3 separate regions of the Mus musculus genome follow, and regions 2 and 3 are each linked to region 1. The links are chromatin loops, found by intact Hi-C in ENCODE. Cell type or tissue: left cerebral cortex. All regions are shown on one strand.

Evidence for each region. A loop is a pair of places that touch in the nucleus more often than their neighbours do. Peaks named below come from ENCODE experiments on the same cell type or tissue, not always from the same donor. Only the 100,000 strongest peaks of a DNase experiment are listed, where the experiment ranks them.
Region 2: a loop joins it to region 1, with 2.2 times the contacts of the local background. A loop is called at or near these places in 3 of 42 quality-filtered maps.
Region 3: it touches region 1 in a loop (3-fold over the local background); 2 of 42 quality-filtered maps call a loop at or near these places.

Annotation. Positions count from the first base shown.
Region 1 is chr7:117,878,878-117,886,877 of GRCm38, forward strand. No RefSeq gene overlaps it. Among named protein-coding and RNA genes, the nearest start is that of Gm34822, 32 kb to the left of the region's middle. In left cerebral cortex, a CTCF peak has its summit at 4,144 (motif pointing left); DNase peaks (open chromatin) are centred at 242 and 4,131.
Region 2 is chr7:117,705,882-117,713,881 of GRCm38, forward strand. No RefSeq gene overlaps it. Among named protein-coding and RNA genes, the nearest start is that of Gm34762, 49 kb to the right of the region's middle. In left cerebral cortex, CTCF peaks have their summits at 3,674 (motif pointing right) and 4,523 (motif pointing right); DNase peaks (open chromatin) are centred at 3,743, 3,878 and 4,233; H3K27ac peaks cover 712 bases.
Region 3 is chr7:117,567,360-117,575,359 of GRCm38, forward strand. All of the region lies in intron 3 of Xylt1 (xylosyltransferase 1), which reads left to right. Among named protein-coding and RNA genes, the nearest start is that of Gm34762, 190 kb to the right of the region's middle. In left cerebral cortex, no CTCF peak of the experiment used is centred here; DNase peaks (open chromatin) are centred at 4,628 and 5,969.

The DNA of each region.
Region 1 (8,000 bases):
CCCTCTAGGATGAAGAGAAAGGGAACCGCCATCCCTAGCCTTTCAGAAGAGAAAGCAGGGGGCAACACACCAGAGTAGGGGAAGTGCCTTCTTCTTATTCATCTCTGGTGAGAGAAAAGAGCAAGGGCTTCACAGTTCTGATCCCAGCTCTCAGCTTCCTAGTGACAATGAGAATATTAATAAGACTCAAGTTAACACTTCTTTAACACTCTGAGCATCCTGGGCACTCCGCCAGGCAGCTCACATTCTCGAACATCTCAGATTCGTGATTAAACGCGGATGCTCTTGGTGCCTCTGAGAAGTGGGTGCTGTTATTCATCCATTTTACAGATAGAGAAGTCAAGGCATAGAAACTTAAAGAAATTCTCCAGCTGCCACATGGCAAAACTCAGGGGACTCGAGCCTGAGGTGGCTCCTCTGTGTATCAGGCTCTAAACCTCTCCACTGTTTCCTCCCCAAGGAATGCTCTCATCTTTGGGACAAATGCTAAGTTGTCTGCCAGGCATGAGCCCAAGAGCTTGATCCAGCACCTGCCATCTCTATACGATTGCCACCTCAATTATGTCGTGGCCTTCACTCCTGAAAGAAGCTTCATAACAACGACGTCTGTGTGTAGAGTGAGAAGCCAGAATGATCTGTCTTCACCAAGTGGACAAAGGGGATCAATATATGCTCTGGGCTTCTGTCCCTCCCCTTCCCCTCGAACACATGCAAACACTTCTACAAAAAAAGGCCCCGCATTTATCTCTTGTGCATGCTGAGCCTCAGTCTAAGATTTTAATTGAAGGATTCAAGAAGATTAAGGAGGGACAAAAAGAGAGAAGAGTGAAATCACTGGTTTTGTTCAGCCTTCCTAATTTGCAGATGGAAAATAGATGATTTGTTCATCACTGAGACTGGGAGGCTTTGGGGGGCTCTCTCTGGCTCCCACCCTACAGCACCACTCCAGGGTTCAAGTCTTTCATGCAGAGGTCTTAGGAGAACATCTGAGATCCAAGCTATAATAATATCCTTACAGAGTTCTTGAAGAGTGAAATCTTATCTCACCTTCCCTCCCGCAACAGTTTGTGCCTATGCCATTCCGACAAGGAGGGGGAGGAGAAGAGAGGGAGGGGATGGAAGATTAGACAGCAGCCAACAGATCTGTTGTTTGGCTTTTGATTCCTGTCTAAGGTTTTGTATATTGCAACCTAACTACAATAAGATACATGATGTCCACACGGTGCATCAACCCCACCCCCCACCCCACCCCCAGGATGCATCCTTTCCTTCTTCCAGTCTCCAGGAAAGCAGAGGTGCTCTTTGTTTCTTCTCCCTACAATTTCTCACTCCATGTAGAGTTAGTGGGGCTGCCAATCAAATGATACCTCTGTCACCAGAGATGGCACAAGGAAGCCAATCAGATTTCCCCATCCTGGTATTAGAACCTCTAGCCAAGTGGGTAGGAATTAACGTTGCCTTGAGCAGCATTCTGGAAGGAGAACCACAAATCCTTGCTGTGCAAGTCCCTGGAAGGGCCCTAATCTGGACACCTCTGAGAATCAATTCTTTCCTCTGCCTCCCAGCCTCCTCCTGATAAATGACCCATGGCTATTGTTTAAGATGGATTTCCTTTCTGTGGCTTGTCATGATACAAATGGATAAAATTGACCTTAAGCAGACTTCTCTCCAAATGAATCTTGCCCAGCTCGGTTACCTGGGCATCCAAGGATGCAGTGACATCTTGAGCTATTTGAAGTTCTTTGATGTAATAAAATGCCACTTATTAAAAAAAAAAAAGAAGAAGAAGAAGAAGTAAATTTTGAGAAATTCCCACTCCCTGCAGAAGTTATCACTGGGTCTTCTTTTCCAGTCTGTATGACATAGCTAGTAGCTATTGCATCATAACAAACGCTCTTAAACTTAATAGACTAAAATATTGAGAACCAACTGTTGACCAGCAGTCTGTGGGTGAACTGGGCGCTTTGTATCTCAAGGTGAGTCCACTGTCTATGGCTGTGGATCTGGGCTCTTACTTGTATTTCCAAGGATTGGAGTAGCCATAGGGTTAGAGCCTCTGGCCACTGTCCATACAGTATCTCCTTCTTCAGCAGATGGTTCCAGAGCCTGTCCATACCACAAAATGGGACTCGAAAGGAAATAGAACTGTGAGAAATGCCTAAAGTCTAGGCTCAGAAATTCCATTTCTAGAATATTCTCTTGTACAAAGCAAGTAAAAAACAAAACAACAACAACAACAACAAAAACTTAGTCCTAATTCTCTGCTAAGTGGTTGGAAGCTGTTACGGTTTAAATCTGGAAGTTCTCCCACTAGATGGTGTTTTGGACACTTGTCCCCGCCAAAAGGTGGCACTATTTGGAGAGGCTTGGAATTTTTAGGCAGATGGGCCTAGCTCGTGGAAGGTCACTGAGGGAGGGTTTCTGATTCCTGTCTTGCTTTCCACTTCCTGGCCCACCATGATGTGAATAGTCTCCACCACATGCCCCCACTGCTGTCACATGACCTGAGAGTTCTCCATCCTTTCCCCACCATGGTGGACTGAGCCTGCAGAAAGAAAAGGAGCCAAAGCACGTCTTCCCTCCGTGAAGTTACTTCTTCCAGGCACTTTGCTAACAGCACAGCAAAAGTAGCAAATGCAGAATCGAGCCCTCACCTTGATAACAGGTTCTTCAAAGTGACATTGCAATAGCCAAGTTAGTGGGAAAGGAAAAAAACAAATCAGAGCCATGTTGCCAACAATGTACTACTTCAACTTAATAACATGGTTTAACTAAATAACTCAGAGTGTCAGTTATTGTGCCCACTGCCTGATGCCCCATCGAGGAACAATGCCACCAGTATCACCAGTAAACGGTCCATGACAACCAAAAGCGTCTTCCTACATTGCCGCATGCCCCCCTGGGGAACAATCTGTTCCTCAGTAGCCAAGAACAGCTGTGGACCCAGGTTTCCATGGTCTCCTCTAACCATCACACCAGATTGAGAAGATACTCAGCTGACTGCAAGGTGTGGGCTGGGACAATCTTCACTGTTGCTTGGAGGTGACAAATCAGTCCCCTTTTCTCTCCTCTCCATCTCCACTTGCTCTCTCCTGTTTCTTCAGGGATCCGCCCCTTCAGACAGGACCCCACCAAGCCTCTCTCCCTCACTGTCCTCTCTGCTCAATCTCCAGTCTGAACAGGCTCTTGGGATCAGGAAACATTCACCCTACAAGACATCCCTGGGCCCACTGTCAATCTCGCTTGGCGCTTACAGGGGTTTCTCCCATTTGCCAGCCTGCTCTGGATGCATGCAATCACATTGGATGTTTCCTTCGCTGGATATTTTTCATCCTGTGTCAATTAGCACAATGAAGGGACTCTAATAATGATGCATGGGCTGGATGGGTACAGCCTGCAATAGCCCTGGCAGGCAAGCAGGTGGCTCGGTAAGAGGCCCAGACTATATCCTGCTCAGAGCGTGCTGGACTCATGATCTCCAAGGCCTCTACAGTGTGCATCAGAACTCATTGCTAGGCACGGTTTGACCATACAGCTGGTCCCCTCCACACACCCAAGGAAACGAAAACAGGAAATAATCTTGCATGCCAACTAGCCAGAAGCTGACTCCCAATACATAGGTCAGTGAATCCCAGAGGGGTCAGCCAGCTAAGACAAAGTCGGTCAGCAATTACTGAAGCTAAAGTTAAATTTTGCATTTCTTCCATCTTATCTCTCTTAAAACATACATTTTTCCCCTCCTAATTTTCTCTCAAAGTACATTATTCTTCACTGAGATGTACCAGGTATTCTGTGTCTTATATGCACACAACTTTAGGTTGGGGGACTCTCTCCCCTTCTGCAAAGATCTCCACATCTAGCTCTAGGGTAGGGATATGGGGAGCAACCAGTCAGACCCCTCCTGACTCTCTAAGAGCAGAGGCAGTCTTCCACAATAGAAAACAGGCATGATTCTGTCGCCTTCCGAGGTTATAATTAAAGACAAAGCCAATCCACCTTCAGCCCTAGACAAGAGGAACGGGAGAGGCCCAGGTCCTGAACTGGGGATAGGGCGGGGATTGCAGTTCGGACCCCTTTATTTCTTCAGGGAAGCACCAAGAACAGGAAGTTGATAAATTCAGAAACAGCACCACCTGGTGGTCACACAACCGAACCAGCGCGCATCCACGCATCTGCTTTCTCCGTGCTTCTGTGGAGGGACTGATTGGGTGTATAAACCCGGTTACTTAAAGCTAAAATGCAAGACACAGCTTCAGGGAGATTCATGATGGAATACCCTAAGAAATGCTCTCCAAAACGCTGAAAGTGGTATTCCGTGTGGTTTACTTCACCTGACAGACATTCTGAGTTTTGTACTTTTCTCATTTGATTTAAAAAAAAAAAGAACATAGAAAAAAATCAGTAGGCTACTCCTTTGTGTTAACTTTTTAATGAGAGTAGAAGCAGGTCAAAATAGAACTTCATAGCAGCAGGGGGGTGGGGGAAGAAGGAAGAAGTGTTATCTGAGGGCAAGAGCAACAGCCAGACCATTAAGAATTAAACACTGCATGCTTATGCAGCTCCAACTTACAGACCCCTGTAATGTCTACTCACTCGAGAGAGTTCTTCCCCTGGTATGAAATGAAGCCACAAAGCTATGCTATTGTCCTGTTTGATCCCTGTCCAAGATATGTTATAAGTTATCTACTGCAATATAATTAAAATAACAATTGATTGACTATTGTTATGGTGTGGTGTACTGTGCCAAGAAGTCTGGGTGTGTTACCCATTTCATCTTCACAATGACCCCGTGGGGTATCCATTGCTATGATCCAAATTAAACTGACACCATGCCTGTTCTCTCATAAGACTGTGACAAAAAAAAAAAATCCACTATTGTATTCGGCTTTGTATCACCACAGTACTTATGTGGTAATGGCTGGGTAAGTAAGAGGACAGAGAAGTGGATGACATGTTAGGACACACACAAAACCACTAAAGTCAATAGAAGTAAAACATGGCCCATGCAGAGGAACTTTTGTCCATCAGCTAGAGCATCTTAGAAAGGTGGCGACTGGTGGATGCTGAGGGCAAAAATCTGTTCTGCAGCCCCTTCTTCCTGCCCCTTCCTCCCACCCTGCCCTGCTCCTTAGTGACTTTTCTTTCTGGGATTTAGTTTCCCTGTGGTCAGTTTTGTTTTGAACATTTTAAGTGGAAATTTCTAAAACAACAACGTTTTAAGCTGTAAAACATTCTCATGGTAAAATCTCAAACTGCCAAGCTCCATCTCTCCTGGCTGTGGCTCTCCCATCGGTCCAGGATATCCACGCTGTATGCTACCTGCCCACTCACAGAGTGGCCATTTGAATTATGAAACCAACTGTCACGGTATGACAGCACTTTTGCTCAAGTTGCCCAAATCATCCTTATTTACTTCTAATTGTGTCAAAGTATAGGTGTTGTCCTCTCAGGCGTCCCAAGGAGAAGCCATAAAATATTTCTTTTAAGTGAAAAAATAATATATATTTTATAAGAACAAAGGGAAAATAGGTTGCGTGCCAATGTCTCTAAGGTCTGTAGTACATGATTGCTGTTGGTCTTAGATGGATCCAGTTCTCGAGTCAGAGGTTATTATAAGTATGTTCACACAGGGGAAAAAGGCATTGCATGGATAGCATCTGGTTCTATATATGGTTTCTGGCAACCACCGGAAGTGTTGAGGTCTATCATCTTGGATACAAGAAGATCATTGCATAAGACCAAGTCCCGGGGTGCTCTGTGGGTTGTGATAGAGACTGCACAGGGCCACTGTTGTGCTGGAAATCCGAATTGAATTGTCAATGTTATTCTTCTGTCAGTAGCCATCTCGGAGATAAAGAAAGACACCCAGCTTGGCATAATTTAAAGAGTTTACTAACCACAAAACCAGGAAGGTAGAGTGTGGTGAGCCTTAAACTACTACAATACACTTCAAAAGTCACCCTGAACCATAGGATAAGTTAAAATAGTTTGAAAGGCAGAGGGGGCTTCCTCTCCCATGCTCTCCCATGCTCTCCCATGCTCTCCCATGCTCTCCCATGCTCTCCCATGCTCTCCCATGCTCTTCCACGCTCTCCCATGCTCTCCCATGCTCTCCCATGCTCTCCCATGCTCTCCCATGCTCTCCCATGCTCTCCCATGCTCTTCCACGCTCTCCCATGCTCTCCCACGCTCTCCCATGCTCTCCCATGCTCTCCCATGCTCTCCCAGGGACTGGGCAGCTCCTCAGAAGCTGCAGTGACAGTAGCAGGTTCTGCGTAAACACAGTGAAACTGAGGTCACTTCTGTGAAGGGGTCAGGACTGGGCCTTGTGAAGCTGTCTGCTTCCTGGGTCCACCTCTTCTCTCTTCATGGCCACACTCTGAAAGAGCACCTGTGACTCAGTCTCCAGGGGAAGAGCAAGGTAGCAGCAGATGGGAGCATATCTAAGCCACTGATTGGCAGAGAGGTGGCTCAGATGTTTGATGCTCTCAGTGGGCATCCAAGAGGAGGTGATGAGCTGGAAAAAGCAGAAGCTCAGACCACAACCCCCTGGAGTCATCAAGACTTGGATGCCCAAAGATACAAATGCACACCATGTCCATCTTCCAGAATTTGGGAAACGTGGCCAAAGAGGCATTTAGAAAGGTGAAGACAAGGATTGAGTTGAGGACGAAGGTGAGGTGAAAGACTCAGGAGCAGAAATGGGGCTGGAGTTAGGAATGTTGGGAAGGAAGGGGGTAAATAAGCTGATACAGCTCTCTCCCACCTCAAAACCAAAACTGTCAATAAAAGAATTAGCCAAGTATGGCTGAATCAAAACAATTTTGCTCTACCGGGTACCAGACTCCTGTGAGCTCCATCCATTTGCTTAGCCTTGGTTCTTCAATGGGCAGGCAGCCCCACATGAAGCTAAGGCCATCCCCCTTTTGTCTGTAGTTCCTGTTCAGCTCCTCAGAGCCCCACCAAGAATCTGCTGTTCGTTAATTGCTAATCGTGAATTACTGCACAACACATTTTTAAACCTGAGAGAACCTTTGGGTGTCTTAAAGCTCTCAGAAAAAAACCAAGATCACTATGGAGAAACCCCTAGAACCCCAACTGCCTCCCATACTAGTTTTTCATAAGCTTTTCAGTGCCTCAAATTTCACCATTAAAGATTCATTCCTTTGGCTTAAGGCTTTAATCCCCTATTAAATGTAAATCTCCCTGGCAAGCTGATAGTGTTTGGGGAATGAGGTCATACATTAAGCCTTATCTATCACTGACACCTCATTGAAATCGAGTTGACAGCCTTTTCGAGAGCCAGGTTTAATAGGGAGAAGGGAGATAAATGTGAGGGTCCTTAGGAACTCAGCGGCAAAGGGGAAGATACTCAGGAGATAGGATTGGAAACTAACATTTATTGAGGCATTATGCTAATAAGAAAAAGAAAAATAGCTACCTTTTACTGACTGCTTAAATGTGTCAGATTCCATGCTGGGCTCTTTACATATGGAGGGGTAATTTACAGAGATAGCTGTATGCTTGTTCTTGATGTTCAAGGAGGCTGAAAAGATCAGGAGAGATTCCCACTCCATGTTTTAAAAACAAGAAGCCCAGCCTGGATGCTGTGTGACTTGTGGTCATTCACCTCCCACCCGTGACCGCTTTTATGTAATAAAATGCCCAATAAGGCAGATTAATACAGGGGAGGAATGTCTCATCTTGTGTCTCAAGAGGTGTGAGGTAGCAGACTCTGAGGCAAGATGTTATCAAGAATTCAGGATCTTTCCCTTCATTTACCTTCAGCTTGTTTCCTTCATGGTCAACCCCCCCCCCCCCCCGTGACATGGGCGAAAATGTCCTTTCTTGTGATTAAGAATTCTGTCTCCACTCAGCTCATTTTTGATACCTTTCAAGATATGCCCATCATGCTCTTTGTTCAAGATGGCCAGCATCAGCATTCTGGACAGCTAGGTAGAAAAAAGAAAGGGATGAAGAGTAGGCATGGATCGTGTACT
Region 2 (8,000 bases), 170 kb before region 1:
TTCCCATCGTTTCTTCTGCCTGCATTAGGCTATAATATATTAACCTCAGAGAAACAGTCACATGCCTGTGGTTTGTTATGGTTTGAACATACAATGTTTTTCCATGGGCTTGAAGGCTTGGTTCCTCACCGTGATGCTAACTTGCAGAAACTGTGGAAGGTGAAGCCTAACAAAGGTAGGCAAGTCATCTACACAGAGTGGGAATGGAAAGGCCCCTGGGTCCCTTTTTTTTTCTGATTCTTGTCTTCCCATGAGGTGGAAACCTTCTTTGCTACACATTCCTGCCATGATTGTTGGCTTTAGGCCAAGCAACAGCCAAAACGACTCCTTCCTCTCCATTGCTGCTTCTGGCAGCCATTTAACCACACTGGTAAGAAGGTATACTGACATATCATCAGGTGTAAAACTCTAATAAGATAAAGGACACGTGTTGTCATACACCTTGTACTTTCCCAGGCAAACATTCACAGGCACATTGCAGATGGTCCTCAGCTTACAGTGCTTCCTTCTATTTATAAGTTTCCAGCTTTTGATAACATAAAATGATACATATTCAGTGGAAATACCCTTTAGAACTGAAATCCAGCCTTGGCTCCTTGTCAGCCAAGCAATTATAAGGTCAACAACTATCTTCTAACCATGCAGTGCATTGCTAAGCAAGAATACTTGAAAAGTTATGTGTGTTGCTTTATTTAATTTATATTTTTTAGTGTATAGGGACTTAGCAAGGCAAGCCCTCAGCCTAAGTCAAAGGGTGTCTGTTATAGGACTATTTGTAGACATAAACAAACACCTGCTCACCCCAAGTAGGAAACTGAGAACAGAAGTAAGAAGATCACTAAAGTTCAGCTTGGTGAACCACTGAGATTTATTGAAGTTACTTACAGGAGTATAGTTGAAGGATAACTTATAAGAGCAGAAATGACTCAAAAGCAGCTGCATCACCAAGTCCTACCCCAACATGAAAACTGTGAAGCATACTACACAACCTGCAGGCAAATCAATAAGTTAAAGAATGCCTTTCAGCTGGGCAGTACTGCTACATGCCTTTAATCCCAGCACTTGGGAGGCAGAGGCAGGTAGATTTCTGAGTTCGAGGCCAGCCTGGTCTACAGCATGAGTTCCAGGACAGCCAGGGCTATACAGAGAAACCCTATCTCTAAAAACAAGAGAGGGAGAGAAAGTGTGTGTGTGTGTGTGTGTGTGTGTGTGTGTGTGTGTGTGTGTGAGAGAGAGAGAGAGAGAGAGAGAGAGAGAGAGAGAGAGAGAGAGAGAGAGCGCCTTTTCAGGTAGGTTGGAGGTTGGTCTCTGTTTCTTCAGGGTGCCTCCTTCTGGGTCTGAGCTTCTTTCCAGGCAGTTCAGCTTATCTAAGAGTATCTCTGAGCAGTCTTTTCAGCTTATGTAAGTTTAGGAAGAAAGAGACCTAGTGTATCTGATCAGTTTCAGGAATTTCCTGAAACATTTCTGTTGTTTATTTCCTGAGTTTATCTAGTTTCCCTACATGGCCTTGGAACATCATGTGTCTTAAAGAGCTTTTCTTCAAGATGGGGGGTGGTTATCTTGGAGGAAATAACAACTGTGTTAGTTTGCTTTTTCTTGCTGTGACCAAAGTACCTGGCACAGACAACTTAAATGAGGAGAATTTATCTTTGATTGTGGTTTAATGAATCTGTTCATAGTTGCTTGGTCCCATACACTTGGTCAGAATATCACAATAGTGGCAATGTGTGGAAGAAGGAAGCTGCTTATTTCATGGGTACCAGGAATCAGAGAAAAGGGTGCTGAGATGGTAGAATCTCCTTTACTCCCTTCTAATTCACCTACATTCCAAGCATATGGGATGGTGCTGCCCACATTAAGTATGGACCCTCTCCATTCAATGAGAATTCATTGAAATGACCTGAGAGACCAAAGGCATGTTTCACCAGTCTCCTTAGTGATTGTAAATCCAATCAAGTAGACAAGGAAGAGTAACAATCATAAGGAATGAATGGACATCTGCGTTAGCTGAAGTAGAGTTGAGAAAGAACCAGGAAGAAGAGTGTAGATATAGTGGGACTTTCTCAGACCTACCAGCAGTATAACTAAGACACAGAGGCTTCTAATATAGTTTAAAGCTTAGGCCTTTTGCTTCTGCAGTCTCTCATCTAGCTTATCTAACTTAACCTGACTATCTGGCCTATGATCCACCCCATGGCTAGCTCTATACCTCTCTGCTCTGGTGTAATTCACATCTGTTCCTTCCATGTCCCTCTCAATTCTCCCATTTCTGTTTTTATCTTCCCTCTACTGGAAGTTCCACGCTCTTACTTCCTGCACCAGCAATTAACCATCAGAGCTTTATTACAAGCAATCAGTAGTAAGACAACCTCTGATACATCTCTATACTGCCTTTAGGCATGTGAGGAAGGATGAATATTCACAAAATACAAAACCCCGAGGTGGGCCATAATAATGACAATACCAAAATCCTGCCAGCACTTAGCTCTCTGCAAGTACCAGATTAATAATTGAAAATCCAGAGATATACCTTTATACAATGTAGAGAAATATTACCCCCAACAGGGAGGGGAGGAAGAGGGAAAGTGGCAGGAGAGAATAGAGCATCAAGGTATAGGTGTTCATGTTCTGTAAGAGTGTGTGAGCTTTGTGAGCTTTGGACGAATGCTCTGTCTTAGGGCTCCTATTGCTGTGATGAAACACCATGACCAAAAGCAACTTGGAGAGGAAAGAGCTTATTTAGCTTACATATCCTGAATCACACACAGTCCATTAGGGACGCCAAGGCAGTAACTCAAACTGGGCAGAAACCTGGTACCAGGAACAGGTGCAGAGGCTATGGAGGGGTGATGCTAACTGGCTTGTTTAGCCCGCTTTCTTATAAGACCACCAGGCTGGGGCTGGCACCACCTACAATGAGCTGAGCTCTCCCACACCCATCACTAATTAAGGAAATGTTCTACAGGCTTGCCTACAGTCCAGTTTTATGGAGGAATTCTCTCCATCCTCTCAGATGAGTCCAGAATGTGTCAAGTTGAGATAAAGCAAGCCAACACAGGCTCGTTATGCGGAGGAAATGAAAGGTCACTTTACTCCAGCATTTGGAAGGAAAATGGGCTGTGGTGGGAACAGTGGTGGTAGGTATCTAGAACTTTGAGAAGTCAGTCAGTCCTGGTTTTCGAGAAGCTACAGGTCCTGGAGAGTAGCCGCTCTGACTGTCTTATTGGATGGGTGGAAGTGGCCAATTCTGGTTCACAGTCTAGCAGTGTAGCTATCACATTACTACGCTATAAATTAACATTTCCACGTGAAACTGAACTTGAAATGCAGCTCAAATCAATTCCACCACCCCCTCCTCAATCCTGCCTTGCAGTGATTGCCCTCTGATTCTTATTGAACAGTCAGTGAACCCAACTGGCCTCCACTCCATTTCTGCTGTCAGAGGGGCAGAAAAGGAGGATTCTGTTCATCCTACAGTAATAACTCAATCCAATGATGTTGCTTTTGCTACCGACTGGCTCTTTGTTTTTGCTATTGTTCTTTTAATCCCGGTCATTATAATTGGCTTCTTTTGTGAACTCAAGCACTGTTTGAAATGTCATTCTCTTTCATTTCTCTTCTGCTTTGAAGGAAGTTTCTGTGCATAGCCACCAGTGGGAGGCGTGCTCCATCCTCTGCCACTTTATGCTACGTTACACAGCAGTGTCATGACTCTCAAAGATGCTTCTGCCTTTCAACTTCTTGTGATCTATTTGTGCAATACACATGTTAAATTAGAAATTCATTTGTCACTCCCAGATAATAATGTTCAAAATGGTGCTTCCTGCATGAATCATTATCTCCAGCTTAGAGTTGTTTTACTTATGAATATTCATGAGGCCAGAGATGGAAAAGAGATTTGTTCAACCTGTTTCCTGGAGAAGACTCAGATGGTTCAGTTCAATGTTTAAGTTTGGCCTTCTAGGGCCAAGCCCAGCATAGGCAGTGCCACCCACAGAGAGAAACCCTGCTCTCTCTGGCAAGCAGGTTCCAGTGTGTGTGGGGGGGGGTGAGGGGGTGCTGGTATCCACGTGCTCAGGGAAATGTCCTGCTTGTCCACTCATGGTGACTGCCTGGAACTCAACAGAAGGTAAAGAAGCAATCGGAATGGAAGTGGCCTCCCAGTATCCATTATACATCCCAGCTGGAGAATCAAGAAACCATGTGGAGACGCCTGCTGGCTCTGCCTCTGGGAAGCAAGAATGGAAATTAGGAGTCTAAAGAGAGATGAATTTCAAAGAGAGACATATGTTGTGGGACCGGCTGCTGTAGAGGTGAGCAAAAGAGGCTATTACCAAGTGAGCATTGGAATGTCAACTGAAGGAAAGGTGAGACCTTTAGCGTAACCTGAGCCACCTGGAATTTCATAGCAGCTTGGCCACATCTGGATGATGTCATACCTACCCGTGCCTTTTAGCTTGCTATGGTTTGAGTTTAAAATGTCATCACCAACAGGCTCATGTTTTGAGCGTTGCTCTCCAGCAGGTGGCATTATTTTGGAAAGCTATTGAACCATTAGGAGGTGGAGACTAGAGGGTGGGAGGAGTCCTAATTTAGACTTTGTTGACAGTAAAAGGGCATGCTTCGGAATCTGCAAACAACTTAAAGCAAGCAGTGGGGGTCTGAGCGTCAAATATGCTACAGAGTATAAGACAGAGACGATACAGCAAGAATTTCTACCTGGAAAAAGGAGAGAAATTTTGAAGAAAGAACCCAAATGGTTCAAGAGAAAGCTAAAATCCAAGAGGCAGCTTCCTTAAAGTGTATCCTTAAGCGGCTGTGGGATAGCAGTGCTCAGGTAGCCATGGCTGCAGGGTGACCAGTGCAGCTCAAGATGTCTCATATAGCCACACAGGCCACGCCCCACACAGCCCTACACTCCACCACCAAGCCACTGGTCAGCAAAGTCTACCAAAAAGGGCAGGGTTGCAAACGTTTGGGCCTTAACAATTGTGTAGTCTCAAGCACAACTGTAACTCTGCTGCTCTAGTACAAAGAATATGCAAGCCCATGGGCACAGCTCCTACTCCACCTTAGCGGCAGAATTAAGTGGAGAAAAGGCTTGGCGTGTGGGTTGCAGTTCACTGGCCCTGATGTAGATTACGATGGTTGGTGTAGCCCAGGCATAGCAGTGCTGTTGAAAATACCCATGATGCCCTTCCTCCCATGCCTGCAATCCCTGAAAAACTGGATAGGCCAGAAGAAACCTGACTTTCAATGAGAATATTGTGGAGTGAGGGGATTTTCAAGGCCATAACGAATGATTTGGAGGCAGCCATCAGAAGAATGACCAGAGAGTATCAGGGGAGTCTCCGGCCATTCGCTGCCAGACCCCTGCACTGGAAGAAGAGTAGGCGTGGAAACAGAGGTGATGTTTCACCTTGGAGCACCTGAATTTATTTCTGAGCCAAATCAAGGCAGGAGGAGGAGGGGAAAGGGTCCCAGAAAGAAGAGACAAACAACCCCGGAGACATTTGAATATGAATAAGCATTTGCCAAAACTGAGTTAATATGAAAGAACCAACTTCTTGTGCACACCTGTCCTGGGCACAGATGGGAATGAGGCCACAGATGAGACTACGGAAAACAGAGAAGAGACTCCCAACCCTTGCTCGTCTGTGGGGTAAGGCCATATTCTGGATCTGAAACATCCCCCAATGGCTTACAGAGGCAAGGTTTGGTCCCTGCCTAGTGGTACTACCTGGAGGTGATGGAAACCTTAGTCAGTCAGTAGGGGCAGGCTGGGAGAGGTAGCTCAATGGTGTGTTGGGATACTGGCCATATCTCTTCCATCACAAGGTGAGCAGCTTTTGTATCACGCTCTCTCTTTCACAGTGTTTAGTCCCAAAGTGCTGGGGCCCATAGGGTGAAGGCATCCATAGGATGAAGCCTCTGCTACTGTGAGCCAGCATGAGCATTTCCTCCAGAGAGCTGACTCACCTCAGGTTATTTTGTCACAGCAGCAACTAATACATCTAATAAAAATTCTATGTCTTCCACATATGGGAATCCATCCAGGTATCGGTTCGTTCTATTGCAGGGCATCCATGCTAGATACACAAGGTTACGAAGAGCTGACCTAGGGCTAGAAGGACAATGCTAGTTTTTCTGCAAATCTTATTGTGGTACAATAAACTCAATGAAATTGACAATTTTTACCATCTCTACATTTACAGTGATACTTTTATACACATTTACAATGTGTAACTATAACTGCTATCTACCTCCACAACAGTTTACATACAAAACTGAAGAAGCTCTTTACAGAATTTTTTTTACAGTGCACCAGCATTTGGTTCCCAGCACCCACCCTGGGAGCTCACAACTGCTTCCATCTCCAGCTCTGGGAAATTTGATACTCTCCTAGACTCCACAAGTACCTATGCACATACTACCCCCATATATGTGCAGTTAAAAATAAAATGAAATCTTAAAAAAAAAAACCCTGAGGCTTTTAATTCTTTAGCCATAACTATACAGTATTGCCTTGCCCTTGGCCCCAAAACCACTATTTTTCCTTCTGTGTCTATGAACTGACTCTCTTCTATCCATCACGTAAATAGAATAATACCGTCTATTTCCTATTTGCCTGTATCATTCCACATAACATGTCCCTAGGTTCATTAATGTTGTTACAGGTGTTAGACTTTCCTTCCTCTTTAAGGCAAAGTATTCCATTGTATGGATATACCAGAGTGTGGGTACCCTCTTGTCTGCCAGTGGACATTCAGGTCGTTTCTAGGTTTTAGCTATTTTTAATATGCAGCATAATAACTACCAGAGGCAGGGTGACATTCTTTATGGTAACCTGATCTCTTGGGAACTAACCCAGTTCCAAAAGAACTATATTAATCCTTTCCAATGGCTACATTTAGGATGAGCACCGTTATGGTCTTAACATGGTCAACCAGCCTGGAACAATTTGTTTTCTTCCTTTCTTTCCTTCTTTCTCTCTTTCCTTCTTTCTTCCTTCCTTTCTTTCTTTTTTCATTCTATGGCAATCTTTAGAATGACATTAGTCTAATGGAAGAAAGTCAGACAAGAAGGACAGGTATTATGGTTATAAGAATCTAAGGTGAGGAAAAATACTATAGGGTTCTGCAGGTTTTCTAGGCGTACAGCATAATTGTACTCCATTTGCTAGGGACAAGTGAGAAGACATCAAGGCAGAAGAGGATTCTAAAGGACAGCATGTACAGCATCCCTGGCACCCAACATGTAGTCCATGGACCCTGAATTAATGTGTTCCTGTTACCATAACAAAATATGTGGATCTGCTTGCAAGGAAAGCTGACAATTCCAGGAACACAGAGCATGACACCAGAATTCACTCAGCTCTAGCAAGGACCTAATGAAAGACAGCAGGATGGGAATGGAAGCTCATGAGAGACCAACCATGAAAGGAGACAGGAACAACTTACCTTCCACAGCCCAGTTCACAAGAGAATGATCCTAGTCCCTTCCAGTCAGGCCTATCACTTCCCAATATTGCCACTCTAGAGACTGAGCTTTCAACACATTGACCCTTGAGGGTCTCACACTACATCTTAGCCCTGAGAAGTCTGTATCATCAGCAGTGTCTGGGAACATGCTAGAAATACAGAGTACGAGGTTACACCTTGGGTATGCTGAATCAGAGTCTGTGGTTTAACCAGATTGTTGAGCAGATTATATACATGTCAAAATTTGGAAAAGAATAGCCAGCCTGGTTCTGTACTATAGGGCAAAAAGCCTGAAGGTTCTTGGGCTCCTAAAACCTCCATGATGCACAATCAGGAAGCCAAAATCCCACTGGGCTGTGCTGCTTGGGATCCCCAGGGGATAAGCTGCATCACCACTTTCCAGGACATGCTCCAACTGGGAATTCCCAAGCACCAACTGTGGAGATCAGAATTTCCTCCCATTCCCACCTTACAAAACACACACAGGAAGCCAGAGAATAATGCAATGTCAAATCAAAG
Region 3 (8,000 bases), 310 kb before region 1:
CTCCCAGCCAGCCAAAGGCAAAGTCAGGCTCTGAAGCCCGTGTTATTACACCTCGTGAGGGCAGGCCTTTCACCTGCATGAAGCTGACAGTTTCATATGCTAGAGGTGTTCATAACTAGGGTCACAAGACAATCTTAGGGGTCAAGGTTGCAAGGCACATGCCTGAGTTAGGCAAATGAGAGTCAGTCTGGCTGAATGGCTCCCTTCAAAACCGCCAAGCTGACTTGCTGTAAACGTAGTGGGGAGGTTTGCACATGTTTCCAGGAAGGTTGTTGGGGTTTTGTTTGTTTGTTTGTTTGTTTGTTTTTGTTTTTTCCAGTAATAAATCTGAATTTTTAACTGCAATTTCTTGATTGACCTGACAACCATATTAATTGAAAACAAGTAAGGCAGGCAGTATGAAGTCTGAACGCCTGTCTGTAAGCAAGGCTGCCTGAGCGGCCAGCTGAGAGCTCTGGTTTAGATCAGGGTGTGTCTAGAGGCCACTGTCTGTGCTGGGTGCCCCACATTCTTCCTACCTCATCATCTGCAGAGACGGCTCACTCTCTCTGCTACAGTGGGTGTCCCTGCCAGTTTCCTAACTTCAGTTAACAGATTCCTCACCGTCTCCCCGTAGGGGAGTTGGCTTTAGTTTTCCAGTGGAACCTTCCACCCCATTCCTGAGCCTTTGGATCTGGGCGTGTGTTACTTTGAGGGCCAGCCGTGGGCAGCCAGGCAGGAGCCCAGCTGAGTTGTCTCTGTTCTCATTTCCCCTTGCAGCTGGGGAGAAGCAAGTTGGAAAGTCCCCGTTTCCATTCTGTATCAACGTGCCTTTATTAAATTGCTACTCTTTGTATGTGCCAGGTGAGGGAGGATTGATCCTGTAAAGCAGAAGAGGTAATGTGGCAGATGGTGTTACGGGAGAGGCGTTACCTGAATCTGTATGCTGCAAATGTTGAAAAGAGGAAGTCTATCCCAAGGAGGCAGTCAGGGAAAGTCCATGAGCTTAACTCTAGCTGTGGCTCTAATTTCACCAAGTCAAGAGAGAAGACGTGGGACAGTCACCGACACCATCATCAATCACTACCATGGTTATCATTGCACAACGACCATCATTACCACTCAACACAGCTAGTGCATTGTTCCCAGCTCCAGGACCATCACCACCCAACAGCCCCACTCCCAGCAATACCATCATTAACACTACAGCCATCACCAGACAACCTCCAGCACCACTTCTGTTCCTCTCACAATTACCACATCACTCTCACACCAGTGTGACCACTTCCACCTTAACAAACACCATCACCCACATCACCATGAGACATTCATTACCTTCATTGCTACCACCAATTCCATGCTAACCCTACACCACCGCCTCCACTGCTAACAACTCCATAGGCATCACTATCCCCCCCCCCCATATCCGCACTATGCCATTTCTTTAACCACCTCCCATCACCACCTCTATCATTAGCAGCATTTCACCATTGTCGCTCAATAGTGAGCATAATCTCGATAGCCCACACTCTTGGCCCCTGCAAGGACCCTGCAGCAAACAAGTCTAAGGTGCTTAGGGAACAGCCAACATGAGCTGGCTTTCTCTAAGTCATGGTGTCCTCAATCTTCCATTGAATATATAATATATTTATACCAGTGATTTGTGGGAGTGAAATGTAGCCATATATGGAGTCCTTGCAGCTGAGCCAGGTGAGAGGCAGCCACTCAATAACTTGCCACCATTTAAAACCTATGGGCCTTTCTATGAACAGATACATTCAGTCAGCAGGAAGACAGGGCATACAGCATTCACAAGCTACGAGGAGATTGGATGGGGAGAAGGGGGAGATGAAGTTTCCTCCTATCAGAAGCCTCAGTTATGAGGACATTAGGGTTCTAAGTCACCTATTGGCTATTAAAGATAGGAAGTCTTTCTCGTGACAGCAAGCACCTCCCCCTCCCTTACCCACAGCCTCCAGGAGTTCCTGAGCTTATTTGGTATGCACCATCCAGTGTTGGAGGTGACATCTTATTAAACAAGGTCTGCCTGCAACCAGGCAAGTCACAATGAAGTCAAGAATTAAGATACCGCTTCCCATATTGCCTAATTGGATTACAGGGATCATAGGAATGCTGTGTTGACTATAAAGAAGTTCAGGGGATTATTGAGTGATGACAGTCCTCTGCTGTCCTTCACTAATCCTGTCAGTCAGAAATAGCTCAAGATGAAGGGAGACTCCTCTGCAAGGAGCTGCCTTTCTCGTTTCCAGGTAGGCTCTTGGAGGGTTGTGGTGAGCAGAAATGTGGTAGAGCATGTCAGACTATGGTGACAGCCACCACAACCATGTCTACTCACACCCCCATCTCTGGTCCCCTTCACAGTCTAGGGTCCTTATCCAAATGTTAAACAATTAACAGATGTTTCTCCCTTGAGGTCCCACAAAAACCTACCATGTAGGCTGGAGAGATGGCTCAGTGGTTAAGAGCCCGCTGAATGTCTCACACCCAACTGTAACTTCAGGAAATAAATGCCCTTGCCCTCCATGAGCACTAGTCTGTAACTTCAGGAAATAAATGCCCTTGCCCTCCATGAGCACTAGTTTTCACATGTACACACACACACACACACACACACACACAAGAAAATAGAAATAAAACATTAACATTATTTTTACATTATCTTGAACTTTTCTCCTTGGTGAATAGCATACCCATCCTCCAAGTTACCCAAATCAGACGATAAACGGCTTTTGTCTAATTCCTTCTGCCTCAGATCCACAAGGTCACTCTCAAGCCCAGCTCGGAAATGTCTTTTCTCCCCATCTCTTCTGCTCCATATGTTCTGTAGAACGCTCCCGTCTCTTGTTCACAATGCTGTGGTCACTCTCAAACTACTCCTGTCTCCATCTCCAATTTTTTCGGAATGAAAGCACTGGATCCAGAGCGAGCTCTTTAAATGCTTCTGCTCACGTTACTTCCCTGCTGACAATTCTTCGGCTATAAACCCAGCTAGTACAATGTTACGTGGGCCTCATAGCCCTTCCCAGGCCCAGGAAGACATTGCGAATCAATCCCTGCACTCTTTCCAGCTGAGCAGGATCTGGACAGAGCTTTTCTGAGTTAGTAGGGTTGGCAGGAAAGATGAGAGCTATTCGGCATTTCAGCATCCTGTGCCACCTGCCTTTGTCTACCTCTTTTGTCTTGCATCTCCCCACCTCTGCCAGAGAACTCTATCCAAACATCCCTGAACCCTGGATAGGCCTGACTGACACCCACAACCCTTCTAGAATGTGGTTCTCTCTACCTGGATTGTTTCTTCTCACATGGTCATGCCTGGTAAGCCCCTACTTCATTTAAGTGTCATCACTGTGTACAGTTATAAGAAAGTCTTTTCCCTCTAAGCCCCTATTTTCCTTCATCTAGGCCCATCTAGGGTGCAGTGTCATGACGTACAGAGGCTTTTGGTCCTGTTACCTGCCTCCTGATTAGTTTTTCAAGCTACCGTTGCAGGAACGGGGACAGGATTATCTATCTTTGCCTGCCTGGTGCCTGTCACAGCTCCACTCTGAGCTACTGCTTGTATTCAGTAAGGGATAAATGGCACTGAAGTCATGCAGAATGCTTGGCTTCTGCCAGACGTCAGAGTTCACCTCTCCAAAGGCACCATTCAACTTCTTCCCAGAGATCTACATGGTAGGCATGGCTTCTTTCCATTCTAAAGGCTAAAATACTAAGGCTTTAAGAAGGAAGTCTTCTGCTTCAGGCTATATGGAAATAGAACCAGACATATCTAAACTGTTGTCCCTGAAAAGAGACCTGCATCTGGAGGCCTTTTTCAGATTGTCACAACTGAGGGGAGGGTACTGCCGGCTTCTAGTGGGCAGATTCCAGAAGTACTGGCAGACATCACACAGGCACTGACCAGTTCATCACCAGTGGAGAAACATCTACCCTTTCGTGCCATGGGACCAAGGAAAGGAAACTTGGCCCCAGCCTCTGCAAGTAACCATGACCTAGAACTTTCCCTTGTGGTGTGAGTCACTCAGACCTGTTGCTGGGGTTTTCTTTGGTTCCAATTACTAAGCATCAGACACTACTCATATACAACCAGGAGTTTGCATCCCTGTGTTTATGCAAGACCAGGCAAGCCACTACCAGCACTCAATTTACCATACAGGATTCTAAGTCTTGGATCACATCATTAAAACATCCCATCCTAACCTAAGATTGGTCTCTGTGCAAGCCGCGTTCCCAATCTGCCTGTCTCCAAGAGCTTGCCGCTGAACCCAAGGCCTCATGTAGATCTCCAACAGCTGAAATGAATGCATGCAGAAAGCTTTGTTTTCTTTTGCAGCTATTCCTAGGAGCAAAGTAAATAAGTAATTTAGATAAACCCCCCAAGAACTCATACTCTAAATCAGCCTAAGCTAGGTGAAGTCAGCAGAGGGTTAAGAGCGCCTAATCCATTTTCATCAGGAGAGTTTGAACTTTGGTCATAGTGAGCAACTTAGCCAAGATATCACATTGTTCATTATTCACAGGGCACTGTAACTTAGCGCAGTCTCTGAGTAATCTTTTTAAGCCTGCCAAAAGAACCGGTGTTAATTGCTTACACTGGAACATATTTGCTGCTGGAAATGTCACACCGTAATTATATCCCATTTCGCTGTCTGACAAGTAATATACTAAAAGAAAATTGGCTTTCTTATTTTCTCCTGCCTCTTCTTGTGATGTGTAAAAAAAAAAAAACCATTCCTGGAAGCCTTCAGGCAGCACACAGGTTGCAAGTTTCTGGACTTGTCACAAAGTTTGTCAGCAAACTTTCTGGATTGGCTGACTCGTTCTTGCAGACAAACAGCCCAGCTTTGCATACTTTGTGCCCCAGGCAGCAACAGGACACCCTCAAGGAGGGACCTGTGCCGAGTCTAGGGCTCCACTTCTGCATGCTTGCAACTCCCAATACAATTTTAGCAAGACCCTCACATTTTTATGTGTTGGACCCTGCAATTGATGGAACTGGTCCTGCAAAAGAGGAACAAGCGGGGGGGGGGGGGGCGGGAATTACTGACGTATGATGGATAAAAGGCAAGAAGTCATTGGCACTTAACAAGATAGTGAGAATTTCAGAGACATAGACATGTGTGTATACATGTATGTAAGTATATATGTCCTCATTCAAGCTAATATTAATATGACATATATGCACATATGTATGTGTGTTCATGAACATTTGTATGCACAGTTATCCTCGAGGGATTTGTGCCAACGCCTCTGTGGATACCAAAGATGCTTAAGATCTTTATATAAAATGATGTCACATCTGCATTATACCTATGCATAGCCTCCTGTATACTTAGAAACATCTCTCGATTGTTTTTGATACCTAGTATAATGTTAATGCTATGTAAGTAATCATTAGGCTGTATTGCTTAGGGAAGGATAACAAGAAAAACCTAATATTCAGTGTGGACACTGTATTTCCATGGCTGGCTGGTTGGCTATGGAGAGGGCTAGTTGTATGTGCTATGTATATGTTTGTACATGCATATTTGTTCTCTCTCTCTCTCTCTCTCTCTCTCTCTGTATGTGTGTGTGTGTGTGTGTGTGTGTGTGTGTGTGTGTGTGTGTGTGTGTTTTATCAGAATCGCTGGCCATGACATGAGACCATGCAGGGCAGACAGTATGTCTAATCCAGGGCTCCTTCTGGAAATTTGGCACTCTACTTGTAAGACTAAGCTTCTCTTAATCCAAGGGTTCCTAAGGAAAGGGAGCCATACCCAGCCCACCAGCTGTCCTGAAAGTCCTATGAAGCAGAGCACATCTGCACCCCTCATTTTTGAGGCACCTGTTTCTGTGTTCTCTCTATATCCTGCCGGGGAGGAAACACCATGACATGTGCACAGGAGGTGTCTGCATTCAAGTCTAGAAGATATGCCAGCTCCGGCACTTCTGTTTTATTGGCAAAAGCACAGTCTCTTGGCCAGACACAACTGCAAGGCATGCTGGGAAGTAGGTTATAAAATGTGCCAAGGAAAAGGCAGGAGCAGAATCGGCAGGAACCCCAACAACTCTGCTTGGCTGCTCTGGTCAGATGGTGTTCCTTCCCAGCATGCACATTTGCAACTGAGCCCAAGGTTTTGGGTCTTCACGAAGCACGTGTGATCATGTGGTTTATTCTGGCAGAAAGGTCACCTTCCCGGGGCTGAGAACACTTCTCCAGGAAGCTTTTCTCTGAGAACGTGGCTGCGTACCTGACAGGGATATGGGGCAGAGGGGGAGGCAAGGTTAGTAATTTAGTTGTCACTGGCTGACAGGTTAGTCTTAGAATATGTTCCCTGCAATTCAAGGCTTGCTAGAGAGAGACAGAGAGAGGCACTTAACAAATGTCAGCCCTTTTTTGTAAACTGCCACAGCTGCCTCATGCTGACCCTGAAGCAGTTGAAGAGTTGTCTGCAGACTTCCATCACCTCCTCATTCCACTCGCACTGGTGTTCTCTTTTCCTTAATGTATTCTTTTTTTTTCAGTTTTCATACAAATACATATTGTATGTTGAGCATAGTCCCCCTAATGCCCTCCTCCAGTCCTCTCTGTCTCTCTTTCCCTCCCACTATTCCCCTTTGTACCTAGGCAGGTACGGGACTAGGATAGTGTTATACAGACAGACACACATTTGGACAGAACACATGAGGTACCTGCTATCCTAAGAATGACTTAATTTGCTTGGCTGGCTTCTCTCCAGTTGCATCCACTTTTCTGCAGACACCACCCTCACTGTGTGTCCTGATCCACTACTCTGTTTTGGGTGCTCCAGGTTGGCTCTAGAACTTTACAATAGCAAATGGGGTGGTCACAAACACTAATGTATGAGTATCTCTTCAATATGTTGAGTTGCAGGTCCTGCCAATAAACACACAGGAGAGGCACAGCAGAATCATCTAGTAGGTCTATTCATAGGGGTTTTGATGAGGTTCTATTCTGACTTCCACCAACAGTGTAGAAGAGCTTCTCTCATCCACATCCTAACCATCATTTGCTGTTGGCTTTCCTAATGCCTGCCATTCCTGCCCACCCCCTGGTATTCCTGATACTCACCAACAGGAAGAGCAGCCATCTTGGTCACTAGAGAGGGCTCTGAAAACAGTCAGGACTGGAACACGGGAACCTGTAGTTTTGCTCGTTTCCCACCATGACTTATTAAGAGATGCACGGTTCTGCGATGGGATCTCAGCCTCAGCACCTGACTTGCTGACCAGCTGAGCCCTTGCTGTTGCAGCCATGACGCCTCGGCAGTCAACAGTCCGACAGTTCCTCTAGGTCTGTGTGCAAGTCTGACTCCCTCAGTTCTCATACCTACAAGTTTCTCCAGACTTCATAAATGTCCGTGGGATGGGAAGGACTCAACTGCCCCTATGTAAGACATGCTGGTTTAGAGCATCCACGCTATGGTAGCTTCGAGAAACTCTGTTCTCTCCTTATGGAATCTAGCATCTGGATGCAGTCCTGTGACTCAATCTCTCAAACATGTGTAGAAATGATAACTACCTTTTATCCTGCCAGTTGACTGGATCTGTGTTCATCAAAGTCATCTGATGTCCTCTGTCACCTCTGTCACCATCAGAGAGACCCAAGAGCATAAGATGGAATAGCCATAGAAGCAACCTGGATATAGTGATGGCACCTGTGTCTTGTGTTTGAATTGGGACTAAATAAAGGAGAATGCAGCTAACCAGCTAACCAAAACCACAGTTGACAACTCGTATGACCATAACACACATGTAACAACAGGTTATCAAAAATGTCCAGGAGTGTGGGGAGATGGCTTAGCTCTTGCCACTCAAGTATGAGAACCTGAGTTTGGCTCCTCAGCATCCAAACAAAAAGCCTGACATAGTAGCACACACTGCAACACTAGGAAGGAGGACAGAAGAGGATTCCTGAAGCTCATTGGCCAGCCTTGCTGAATGAATCTGTGATCTCCATGTTCAGTGAGAGCCCTTGAGTTTAAAAGTAAGGCAGAGAG